Regions from separate parts of the Homo sapiens genome. Here regions 2 and 3 are each linked to region 1. A link is a contact called in ENCODE Hi-C or POLR2A ChIA-PET data. All regions are on one chromosome and are shown on one strand. Each heading gives the region's core, a stretch centred on a gene start or an enhancer-like site at or near the end of the contact. The rest is flanking DNA. Distances are from core to core; before and after follow the strand shown.

The links. Hi-C counts contacts between places; a loop is a spot of excess contacts on that map. ChIA-PET counts read pairs that join two places held with the same protein, here RNA polymerase II (POLR2A). Pooled maps may share reads with other maps.
Region 2: a loop to region 1 is called in a pooled map, with 5 times the contacts of the local background. The contact joins two enhancer-like sites. A Hi-C loop is called at or near these places in 12 of 37 single-sample maps with no recorded cell type and 7 of 50 pooled maps. POLR2A ChIA-PET finds 5 or more read pairs at or near these places in 1 of 52 experiments (activated CD4-positive, alpha-beta T cell).
Region 3: a map with no recorded cell type shows a loop between it and region 1 (4-fold over the local background). The contact joins two enhancer-like sites. A Hi-C loop is called at or near these places in 2 of 37 single-sample maps with no recorded cell type and 3 of 50 pooled maps.

What each region holds. Positions count from the first base shown.
Region 1 is chr17:57,457,629-57,461,611 of GRCh38, reverse strand. All of the region lies in intron 6 of MSI2 (musashi RNA binding protein 2), which reads right to left. Among named protein-coding and RNA genes, the nearest start is that of MSI2-AS1, 150 kb to the left of the region's middle. Within about 2 kb of position 1,996, at least 3 of the 41 ENCODE cell types and tissues checked have a DNase peak (open chromatin) inside an H3K27ac peak, as active enhancers do.
Region 2 is chr17:58,342,243-58,346,225 of GRCh38, reverse strand. It overlaps SUPT4H1 (SPT4 homolog, DSIF elongation factor subunit), which reads left to right. Exons shown (of 5, transcript NM_003168.3): 5 at 1-1,048. The region is part of intron 3 of TSPOAP1-AS1 (TSPOAP1, SUPT4H1 and RNF43 antisense RNA 1); the gene reads right to left. Among named protein-coding and RNA genes, the nearest start is that of SUPT4H1, 8.0 kb to the left of the region's middle. RefSeq lists an enhancer at 1,479-2,008. Within about 2 kb of position 1,710, at least 9 of the 41 ENCODE cell types and tissues checked have a DNase peak (open chromatin) inside an H3K27ac peak, as active enhancers do.
Region 3 is chr17:56,785,212-56,789,194 of GRCh38, reverse strand. No RefSeq gene overlaps it. Among named protein-coding and RNA genes, the nearest start is that of C17orf67, 47 kb to the left of the region's middle. RefSeq lists enhancers at 1,949-2,008, 1,507-2,706. Within about 2 kb of position 2,079, at least 5 of the 41 ENCODE cell types and tissues checked have a DNase peak (open chromatin) inside an H3K27ac peak, as active enhancers do.

The DNA.
Region 1 (3,983 bases), core at 747-3,246:
GTCAGCTGAGATCGCTCCACTGCACTCCAGCCTAGGTGACAGGGCAAGAGACTATGTCTCAAAAAAAAAAAAAAAAAATCCAAGAGTTGGGGCTCTGCCCTACTGTTCCCGACAGCAGCCCGGGCCCCAGAAGGAGAAATTTCCTACTTCCCTGCACATTCCCTCTGCTTCCCTTCATTCCAAGCCCCTCTGCCGAGGCTACCTCTTAGGAGGATTAATTTTTTAATACATCAGCACTCTGTTTTTCTGTACTTATTAAATTTAAGACAATGAGTCATTGAACCTGTGAGACTTGGGTTGACTAATTACCACTGAACAGCTGCCTAGGATGACCGTGTGGCCCTCGGGGAGCAGGCCAAATGCTGTCTGTGTGTGGAGCCCAGAGAAGAGTGGGTGACAACACTGCACCCATGTGATCTGTGCAGTCCACTCTGCGGCCGGGTCAAGGGCAGGGAGAAGCCGGCAGACCCCATGGGCACAAGCTCAAGTGTCATGAAGGGTGTTGCCAATGCCCACTCTTCAGAGGAAATGGGGCACTGAGACAAGGGGAGACTGCAGCCCCTGCCACAGGCCCATAGGACAATCAAATTTAACTTTCCACCAAAGCACCTACAAAGAGGGCTGCAGCCTCTGCAAGGAGGGATTCTGAGCATTGAGCATGGTGAGTGAGCACAGTATGGAAGACACACAGCTCCTGCCTCACGTCTCTCCTTTGGCCGGAAGAAATGCACCACCCAGAGCCTGCCACCCTCCTCAGAACACACTCTGCCATTTCAGTCAACCACGCTTTCTGCCTAGAAAGCTCCTCTCCCTTCTCGGCTCAATGGTGACCTCCCCTTGAAGGCTATAGAAGCCACAGCTCCCCTGCCTATGGATAAAGTACAAGTTTCCTAGCACCACTGGGACCTGCCCCTGCCCACCTCCACCCTACTGCCATGGTTCCTCGCCTCCCTTTGTTCCTTCTGGCATTGCAAACTGCTGTAGTTCTCCAAACACACAGGCGGGGTGCCTCATGTCCCATTAGTACTCTCCCCAGGTGAACCCATCCAGCTCCTCATGATTCCTCTGCCTTCTACCTGCTTTCATGGTGGCGTACATCAAATCTTTTTCTTTTCTTCTCTTTCTTTTTCCTTTTCTTTTCCACTTTCCCTCCCTACCTTCCTCCCCTCTTTCCTTCCAAAGACAGGATTTTGCCCATCAAATCTTTTTCTTTTCTTCTCTTTCTCTCTTTTTCCTTTCCTTTCCTTTTTCTCTTTCCCTCCCTAACTTCCTGCCTTCTTTCCTTCCCAAGACAGGGTTTGGCTCTGTCACCCGGGCTGGAGTGCAATGGTGCAACCACAGCTCACTGCAGCCTCATCCTCCCAAGCTCAAGTGATCCTCCTGCCTCAGCTTCCCAAGTAGCTGGGACTACAGGCATGTGTCACCACGCCCAACTGATTATTTATTTATTTATTTATTTATTTATTTATTTATTTATTTATTTGAGACAGAGTTCCGTTCTGTTGCCCAGGCTGGAGTGCAGTGGCATGATCTTGGCTCACTGCAACCTCCACCCCCCGGGTTCAGGCAATTCTCCTGTCTCAGCCTCCCGAGTAGCTGAGATTACAGGTGCCTGTCATCACGCCCAGCTAATTTTTACATTTTTAGTAGAGACGGGGTTTCACAATGTCGGCCAGGCTGGTCTCGAACTCCTGACCTCAGGTGATCTGCCCGCCTCAGCCTTCCAAAGTGCTGAGATTACAGGTGTGAGCCACCGTGCCCGGCTAATTTTTTAATTTTTTGTAGAGATGAAGTCTTGCTATGTTGCCCAGGCTGGTCTTGAATTCCTGGGCTCAAACAATCCTCCTGCCTCAGCCTCCTAAAGTGCTAGGATTAGAGGCGTGAGTCACCACCACACCCGGCCAAGCCATACTTTCGTTAAATGTTCTGCATGACTCTACCTTACCATGAGGCCATGAGTAAAGGCTGTGCCTCCTGTCTCCAGGACCTACCACTACTCAGATGCAACTGGTGCCTGAATAAACAAACACATGACAGTAGTGACTAAAAGCTGCTCTAATCAAACATCAGGGTTCCCATCTAACAAGTCTTCCTTTTCCTGGGAACCTCGGGACATTTATGGACCTGGAGCCAGAGGTCAAAAGTTCAGGGCCTCCTACCATTCTGATGTCAGAAGAGCAAAAGCCACAGCAGATGATTAAAATCTCTCCCTTCCTGTCTCCAGGCCGCGTGATGCCTTTTTCTAGAAAGTCCGACTGAGGACAATGCCCCCGTGCGGCATCCCATGTTCACCTCACCTTCTCTCACCTCATTCCTTTCCCACCCCTGCCCCCAAAACAAAGCAGGGAGCACTTCAGAAGAAAGTTGACAGTGACCCAAGTTTAACACAAAGGTAGTCATTACCATGTCATGAGGATGTGTGTGAGAAACACTTAGCCCAGGTTCCAAAACACCACAAATGGTTTACCTTTTGTGCCACATAAACACCCTAAACTCAAGTTTTACTCAACACTTATTAAATGGGAAGGAAAACATTAAAGAGCATTGGCCTGCCTCTGCCAAGCTCCCATCCATCCAGCTCTTACAAAGAGGGAGGCATTCTTCCGAGCGACGCAGCAAAACAACCACTGACGAGGTTGAGCTGAAGTTATTTGGTGGCAATTAAAAGGATCTGCCATAGTTACCCAAAGCAAACAACCCAACGCTCTCGCCAGGTGCCCAGCAACCGCGGAGCAGGGACAGGCAAGGGAATTCTCAAATTATCCTCCCACGGCCTGCACAGGGCACCCTCCCACCTGTGAACCAAGCCTGTGTCCCACCTGTATCCCACCTTGAACAAAGCCTGGTTCAAGACATGGTATCAGTAGCAATTAAGAGGGCAATTATTTTCTGGAGTTTATATGCTAACTGATCTGAGTTATGGGCCGAGCAGCTGGGCTTCTTGCTGATAACCCAGAGGCATGGAACACAGAGAGTATTAGAGCTGGAGAGGGGCTCTCCATCCATGTAGCCAGCAGTTCCCAGTCAGAGACTTTGTGCTCCTGAAGAAGATATCAGCAATGAGGCTGTCAGCTTCCAAAAGCCAACCAGAAATTGCACAGTGACCCAGAGTTCTTTCCTTCTGACTAAAGCATGGTAACACTGTGACCTAAATCTCTGATGGCCATTGAGAGATTAAAATATGTATACACACACATATATTAAAAATATGTGGCCGGGCACGGTGGCTCACGCCTATAATCCCAGCACTTTGGGAGGCCAAGGCGGGTGGATCACGAGGTCAAGAGATCGAGACCATCCTGGCTAACACAGTGAAACCCCGTCTCTACTAAAAATACAAAAAATTAGCCAGGCGTGGTGGTGGGCGCCCGTAGTCCCAGCTACTCGGGAGGCTGAGGCAAGAGAATGGCGTGATCCCGGGAGGCGGAGCTTGCAATGAGCCAAGATCGCGCCACTGCACTCCAGCCTGGGCGACAGAGCGAGACTCCATCTCCAAAAAAAAAAAAAAAAAAGGTATATATATGTCAGGCTAATATAGTTTATTAAAATATGTACTTATATATATGCAATATGGTATCTGATATCTATTTTTATATATGTATATGCCCAGTTGATAAAAATATATCTATCTGACTTCAATTTATTGAGTCAGAATTCATCTGACTTCTTAGTTTTATTTTATTTTATTTTATTTCTTCTTTTAAAGACGAGGTCTCACGTTGTCTCCTAGGCTGGAGTGCAGGAGCCCAATCATAACTCACTGCATTCTTGAACTCCTGGACTCAAGTGATCCTCCCACTTCAGCCACCTGAGTAGCTAAGACTACCGGCATACAGTACCATGCCTAGTTAATTTTATTTTATTTGATTTTATTTTATTTGTAGAGATAGAGTTTTGCTATGTTGCCCAGGCTGGTCTCAAACTCCTGGACTCAAGTGATCCTCCTGCCTCAGCCTCCCCAGCTGCTGGGATTATAGTCATGA
Region 2 (3,983 bases), core at 461-2,960, 880 kb before region 1:
ATCTTTGCTCTCCACCTCCTGCCTCTGCTTATTTCTTGTTCTGGAACTAAATGAACAGAACTTCAAATACTTCCTACCCTCCAATTCAGACTCAGCTGACTGTTGAGAGAGCAGCACATCATTTTATCATTTTATCTTCTTTGGACTACAGGTGGGGTGGGAGGGATTTGGGTTGGTGGATTAACAGATGGAATTGAGGAGAGAGTAGGATGCTGATTTTCCTACCCGTGGCCCAGGTCTGTGCCTTCCCCATGCCAAGGACTCTAGGTCAAATGTCAATAAATATGAACCTCGAGAAAGTTCTGAAGGCCATGACACCTGCCTTGCCTCCCTCTTCCATTCTCTTAGGCACAGTAATAGCTTATTTGCCCTATAAGAACCTTCCCAGAGCAGCAGAGGCCCTTCTACTCCCTCTTGACTGTCTCAGCCTCTGGGATTGCAGCCTTTGTAGTGTGCTTCCTTGCTTCCTATCGGAGGGTGCTGATCCAGAGGCTCAGTAACCCCATCAACTTGGTGGCCCTGGTGTCTCACACTTGTATCCTTCTGCCCTCGAGACCTGGCACAGCAGTATCCCTTGAAGAAATCCTGAGGCTTTGTAGAGTGCTCCTTGACCATGTTTAATAATTCTTCCCTCCCCTGCTTGTCTATTTTCTTCTCTTCACGGCTCTTCCTATACCTTAGGCCAGTCTCAAGCACTCACTGGAGACCCTTGGGCCTTGGGCGACCATTGAGTCCTAGTCTCCCTTGTTTGTGCCCCTGTAGGAGGTAGGTCCTTTTCTCCTCCGGCCTAGTAGGGGACCTTGGGTAACATCCCATTTTTCGGCCAAGGTGAGTTGTTTTAGGATAAAAAAATTTACCACAAATTCTCATTTAAATTTCCACAGAAATCCTGTTCGTATCCCCATTTTGATTTCCCTAAGTTCCTTGTTCTCCCTCTAAAAAGAGAATGATTGCACCCTGCCTGTTTACCTCAGGATTGTTGTGATTGTAGAAACGAAGCTATGTGAAAATTATATAAGTATTATAAAGGTGAAATACTTTTGCTCTCCTTTTTGGGCCATTTTTCAATACATAGAATATGTGCACAATCAGCCAAAATAGTAGGGGAAATGCTGAGAACCACAACTGCAGGGTGAGCTGTGCTGTGCTAGGGCAGAGCTGCCTGTGCTAGGGCTTTGTGTCTCAGCCACCTGGTGTTGCTCTTGAGTTGATTTTGCTTGTTACCTGTGGCCTGGAGAGTGTGGGAAGGAGGAGAGATGCGACCTGACTCTGATTAGTTTGTCTACTCCCCTTCCTTGTCCTCACATAGGCCTATGGGAGGGAAACTGGGACTGGCCGGGCTGCTCATGTCCACTATGGTCTTCAAACCAAAACCATTTTCTCTGGTGCCTTCAAGCTCTGAGGGAATGGTCAGATAACCCCAACTCCAAACTGAGTTTCTCAAGGATTTCCCCAGCCCAGCAAACAGAAAGCTCCGTGGGTGGTGATTTCTGTTCAATTTCAACCTGAAAGCAACCCTGCCAGGCTAGAGCTTACGTCCTGGATGGAAGAAGTGCGTTTCAGCAAGTGCCCAGGCTGTGCAGCCAACACCCAACTTTCACTAGCTTCTCAAAAAGTCCCTTGGAAAGCCCCAGCTGCTGTCCTGGGTGTCTGACCCGGACGTGGCTGCTTGGTGAGAATGGAAACAGTTGTGGGGAGGGGAGGCAAGAGGAGCTTGCACAAATAACCACATTCAGGCTGCCTCAGCCCTACACTGAACTGGGCCCTAACTGACAGTCTCACAGGAAGCAAAAGACATAGCATAGGCATTGATGCTTGTGGGGGAAGGGTGGCCTGTTTTCCTTCCTGGACTCTACAGACTGTGCCAAGTGGGCTCTCCCCGGGAGCTGCTGCTGAATTAGCTTTCTTGCTTTCTCTGGTACTTGAACATGCAGGTGGTGCCACTCAGCAACCCAGACAGGCAGAAAGGTGCTGGAGTCCCATCCTCTACTGGGAACCCAAAGAAACTAAGACAAGGACTTGGTTCACAGCTCCCTGGGAGTGGGCGGTCCTGGTACTGCTGCCCTGCTTTCCATGGCTATGAGGGCAGCCATGAGAGCTATGTCCTGCCCCATTGGCCCATTGTGTCTGTCAGAGTTTCAGTCCCGTCCTGGCTGCCGAAGTTCTGAGTGCATAGCATCTTAAGATCTCTCCTTGTCTTGCTCAGTAGTTTGGCTTCTCTCCTGAAGAGCAAGCCTCCTCCCTAGCTCAACAAGGACAGATGCAAGTCAGACAGAGACTAGGAATAGTAGCCAGGCTGCCTTCCCCTTGCCTGCCCTTGCCTCATTCCCTGCTTCCTCCCTGCCACATACTGTGGAATTAGGGTCTCCCAGAACACTGAGGAGCTCAGTGGCAGTGCATTGATAATGCAGCCTCCAGCTCAAGAAAGGACTGGTAGCTGATAGAGCAAGGGTCAGGATGGTCTGGTCTTGGAGGGGAGCAGTTTCACCAGGGTTGGGAACTGAGGCTTTGCTCTTGGTGTGGCTTCTGCCTTGTTACTCCTAGTCTGTCTGCAGCCTGCTACTTGATCCTCAGGTCCCCTCCCTGACATCTGGTCTCTATGAAAGAGGCAGGTAGGTCATGTTTAAGAACAGACTAATAATAACTTTGTCTGGAAGTCTGGTTCATGTTTAGTATCAGTAAAGCCTTTCATGTAAATATTTTTACAGTTGACAAAGGTGCTGGGTGCTGTGGCTCATGCCTCTAATCCCAGCACCTTGGGGAGGTCAAAGCGGGCAGATCACTTTGAACCCAGGAGTGTAAGACCAACCTGGGCAACATGGCAAAAGCCCATCTCTACAAAAAATTAGCTAGGCATGGTGGTGTACACCTGTAGTCCCAGCTACTTGGGAGGCTGAGGTGGGAGGATCCCTTGAGTCTGGGAGTTTGAGGCTGCAGTGAGCCGTGATGGCGCCACTGCACTCCAGCCTGGGGGACAGAGTGAGACCGTGTCTCAGAAAACAACAAAACAAACCCAAATACAGTTGACAAAGGGCTTTCATATCCAGTATCTCATTTGATTCTCACAGAAACCCTGGAACTAGTTAACATCCTTATTTGGTGATGAGGAGACTGAGACTCAAAGAGTTAAAGTGTCTTGACTGGGCACGGTGGCTTATGCCTGTAATCCCAGCACTTTGGGAGGCCAAGGTGGGTGGATCATGAGATCAGGAGTTCAAGACCAGCCTGGCCAAGATGGTGAAACCCCGTCTCTACTAAAAATATAAAAAGTTAGCCAGGTGTGGTGGCGGGCGCCTGTAATCCCAGCTACATGGGAGGCTGAGGCAGGAGAAGTGCTTGAACTCGGGAGGCGGAGGTTGCAGTGAGCCAAGATCGTGCCACTGCACTCCAGCTAGGGTGACAGAGCAAGACTCTGTCTCGGGGTGGGGAAGAAAAGAGTTAAAAGTGTTTTAGCCATAATCAAGTAGTGGAGCCTCAGCTCAAGAAATATAATGTCCACACTAAGTTTAGGGCTACTAACTGTTTGTGACATAGTTGTCCACAAACACAGCAAGTTTTTTTCCCTCCATAAGTGTTCAACAGAACCAGTGTGAGGCATTAGCTTTCTTCTGAGTGAAGTTATTACAACACATTGTCCCTACACGTTGAGCCCACCAACCACTCTAATCCCACCACTCTAGTCCCTAAGTCTAAAATTAGCCAAAGAGATGGAGGCAGTGGGGCAATGGCCCAGGGAGGGGATCCTTGGGATTTACTCAAGGATTCCTGTGCAGAGCATTGGGAAACCAGTCTAGCCCTTCATGAGTTACCCCTGGCTGCATCTTCTATTCCACTCCAGCAGCTCTTACGCACCTGCTGACCTGTGTGCCCCACACCTCCCAACCTCTCTTTTTCCTCCTCACCTCCCTCAATCTGCAGACTGATGATGGCACCGTCACACCCCACTGGAACACTGAGACTTGTGCGATGAAAATACATGTATC
Region 3 (3,983 bases), core at 830-3,329, 670 kb after region 1:
ACTTCCTTTAAGAACAGAGAGGATTCTTCATCAGTCACATACAGCCTGGTTCTCAGCCTCCTCCCCTTGACACACAAAATGCATGTGTTTACCCAGAACACACTCTCCTGAGGCCCACAGATGACGGGGCTGAAGCGCAGCAATTCACAGTGAGCTTGCTGCAACTTCACACCCCATTTGCCCACCACCAAAGTTTCTCAGAAGGCAGGTGAGTGACAGGAATCTTCAAAGTGGTGGACAGCAGTAATTCATAATCCAGGCTTGGAGCCAGACTACCTGCATTCAAATTCTGGCTCCACCGACTAGCTGTGTGTCCTTGGGCAAGCTGATTAACCTCTTTGGGCCTGAGTTTCCTTACTGTAGAATGGGAATGATTACAGTTCTTAGTTCAAAATGCCATTGTGATAATTAGTTTATTGGGTAAGCTCTCCATGAAACTAGCTATTACTGTTTTTAAAATTCTTGGGCATTATTCTATTAATCAAGACAAATGGTCTGTCTCTGTCTCTCTCTATATTTTTTAAAAAACTATTATTTTGAGAAGAGGTGGAGAGTGTTTGGGAGACCTAGAGTCAAAAGGCCTCCCTACTTGAGAAAGGGTTGCTTTCTTTACAGTATTGCATCTTCCTATCTATGAACCTGGTCTATCTCTCCATTTACTTAGGCCATTTTTATGTCCATCATTAAAATTTTGTAATTTTCTTTGTAAAGATCATATATATGTTTTTAAAACAGCACTAATCCTAGATATATTATGGATCTTTATGAATTATAACTGGAATTTTCTTAAATTTACATTTTCTAGTTGGTTATTCTGGTATGTGTAGGAATAATATTGATTTTTATACGTTGTTCGTATCCAAAAACATCCCTCCTGGGAAGGTTCTATGGTGGAGCAGAAACAACTTTACCAAGAGTACCTCCAGTGGGGCAGCTCATAGGCTTCCGAGCTACTGGCAGAAGCATTCAGTCTTATTGACTAATACATGTGCTTCCTGAAACAGACAGAGACCATTGGCTCCTATGGTCTGGGTTTGGGGTCAGAAAAAATGGGCAGAAGGATTTCCAGAGGGAATTGCATTTCATATTTCATCTAACCAACACTGAGACCCTTGCAAAAAAGTGTGCTTATTCTTCCTAGAGGTTCAAAGAGAAATAAGATCCCAGTTCAAATGAACTTACTGTCTAGTGGTGGAGACAGATATATAAGCAGGTAGCTGCTCTATAGATCAGGGGTTGGTAAACTTTTTCTGTAAAGGGCCTGATAGCAAGTATTTTTATCTTGTGGGCCATGTCATCTCTGTCATACAACTACTTTGCTATTGTATTTGTAAAGCAGCCAAAGACAGTAAGTAAACAGACGGGCATGGCTACTATAGAGAGGGATAAGTAGGGGACAAGAATGGGGTAAATGGTGGACTGGAAAGAAACCTAGTTTTCGAGTAAGACAGATTCTAATTGCAATTTAACCTTCTGCTGAGTGCTGTGATTGGGTGAATCACTTAATTTCTCCAAGTCTACTGCTCCCCTATCTTTATATGGGATAGTCATATTGGTCTCTATGTTGCTGGGAGTATTAAATGGGACAACTGCTAACATTCTATTGAGCACTTGAAATGTACCAACCACCATGCTAATTCCTTCACTGTATTCATTTAATCTTCGCAATAATCCTGTGAGGTAGGTACAATTATTATCCCCATTTTACAGATGTGGGCTCTTGACGTTTCGTGATGGACCCAAAGTCATTAAGTCACAAAATTAGGAAGTGACTTGACCCAGAAGCCACAGTGTTAGCTCTGTGCTGTGCTTCTTCCTCAGGGCCCATAGAAAGTGTCCATCTCAGAGGCTGGCACACGTGAGCTGGCCAAAAAACATTGCAGTAGTTCCCCCATCTGTGGTTTCTCTTTCTGAGGTTTCAGTTACCCAAGGTCAACCACAGTCTGAAAACATTTAATGGAAAATTCCAGAAATAAACAATTCATCAGTTGTAAATTACGCACCGTCCTGAGTAACGTGATGAAATCTCACGCCATCCTGCTGCTTCCTGCCTGGGGCATGAATCACTCCTCTGTGTGTACTACCTGCCCTCTTAGTCAGTTAGTAGCTGGCTCAATTATCAGATTGACTGTCAGGTGGCATTATGGCAGTGCTTGTGTTCAAGGAACCCTTCTTTTACTTAATAATGCCCCCACATTGCAAGAGTAATGATGCTGGCAATTCAGATATGCCAAAGAGAAACCATAATGTGCTACCTTTAAGTGAAAAGGCGAAGGTTTTCAACTTAGTTTAGAAAAAAAAAACGTGTGCTGAGATTGCCAAGATCTGTGGTAAGAACAAATCTTCTATCTGAGAAATTGTGAAGAAGGAAAAATAAATTTGTGCTAGTTTTGCTGTTGCACCTTGAACTGCAAAAGTTAATGGCTACAGTGAAAAATGCTTCGTTAAGATGGAAAAGTTCTAAAACATGTGGGTGGAAGATGTGAACAGAAATGTGGTCGGCAATTGGGTTCAGTACTATGCTTGGTTTCAGACATCCACTGGGGGGTCCTGGCATTCCCCGTGGATAAGGGAGGTGGCTGTTGTTTGCTGGAGCAGTAGCTGAGAGGCACAGACAATTTCAGTGTACTGCATCTCCATGCCTAGCTCATTGCTCTGCGCATAGGTAGCACTCACTAATATTTATTTGTTGAGAGGTGAGTTCTTTCCATGTCCTGCCCCGCCCCACCCCAGCACCGAATTGCAAACATGGTACGATGATAACTCTTTCCCTGAGGCAGGGGGTTAGGGATGGCTCAAGACAAGGCATTACTGGAAGCTTACTTAGCAGGAGGGGTAAGAAGCCGTCTTCCAGGTGGAAAAGGGGAGGAAGGGCATTTCAGTCCGAAGGAAAAGCTCTTTGCAAAGGTGCACTTTTCTATACCACCTGGACTTTGTTCCAAACCCTTACTCCTCCTTCCTCTGGCAGCTTTCTGTCATGGACAGTGCTCTGATGCCAGATGCTGGCTGGCCTTGATTGCTTTTGGCTTCTGGACCTGGTTTCTTGGTTTGTTTGTTCTTTGCTTATTTATTCCCTATGTGTTAGGCACTGCACTAGGTACTGGAGACGACTCCTGAAACTCCCACTTAAACAGAGGCCAGTACGGAAGAACACATTGTATGCTGAATGTTAGGAAGGAGCAGTCAAGATGACCAGGTATGTGGCCATTGACAGGTACCCCACCCAGAGCTGCTTGTCAGGAAAGGCTCTAGGAAGAGGGGGTACCTTCAGTGATTTGTCAAGGAATTAGCTTGACAAAGGAGATGGAGGTGGGGATACAAGGCAGGGAAGGGTGGGGGTAGAAGGAGTGGCACAGGATGGAGGTGGAGAGAGTTGTTGCAGGCAGAGGCAGCAGCAAGTGCAAAGACCCTGAGGTGGGGAAGGAGCAGGTTTGTCCTAGGAGCTTCCAGAAGGTCACCGTGGCCTTCCCTAAAGAGTGAGGGGACAGTGTCTACAATGAGCCTGGGAGGCAGGCAGGGGCCAGGTTTATGGGCCTCACAGACCTTTGTAAGGAATTTGGATGTTATCCCAATGATACAGGGAAACAGATGGGCGTGGAGGCAGGAAGCCACAGTGAGTTCTCTGATTTCAAATCAGAACATGACTCTACTCCCACGATCCAGCAAGTGTCATACAGCCAAGTTACCCTCCCCCAAAACCTGTAAACTCACCGGAGAGCAAATAAGCTCCTGCTTCAGAGGTTCTTCAATTGATTAAAATCGACAAGTTATTTCTTGTGAGGTTCAGTTTTCAGGTGGTTGAAATCTCTCTTTCTCTTTCTAATTACATGTGGGCCCTGCTTTTCCTCCATCCAGGTCATGTCAATATGTGTCTTGTCTTCTCTTGTGGTTTAATGAGTAGCTACAGCTTCTGTTCTCAAAGTGTGTCCCCCAGACAACCTGTTAGACATGCAAACTCTCAGGCCCAACTCAGATCTTCTGTT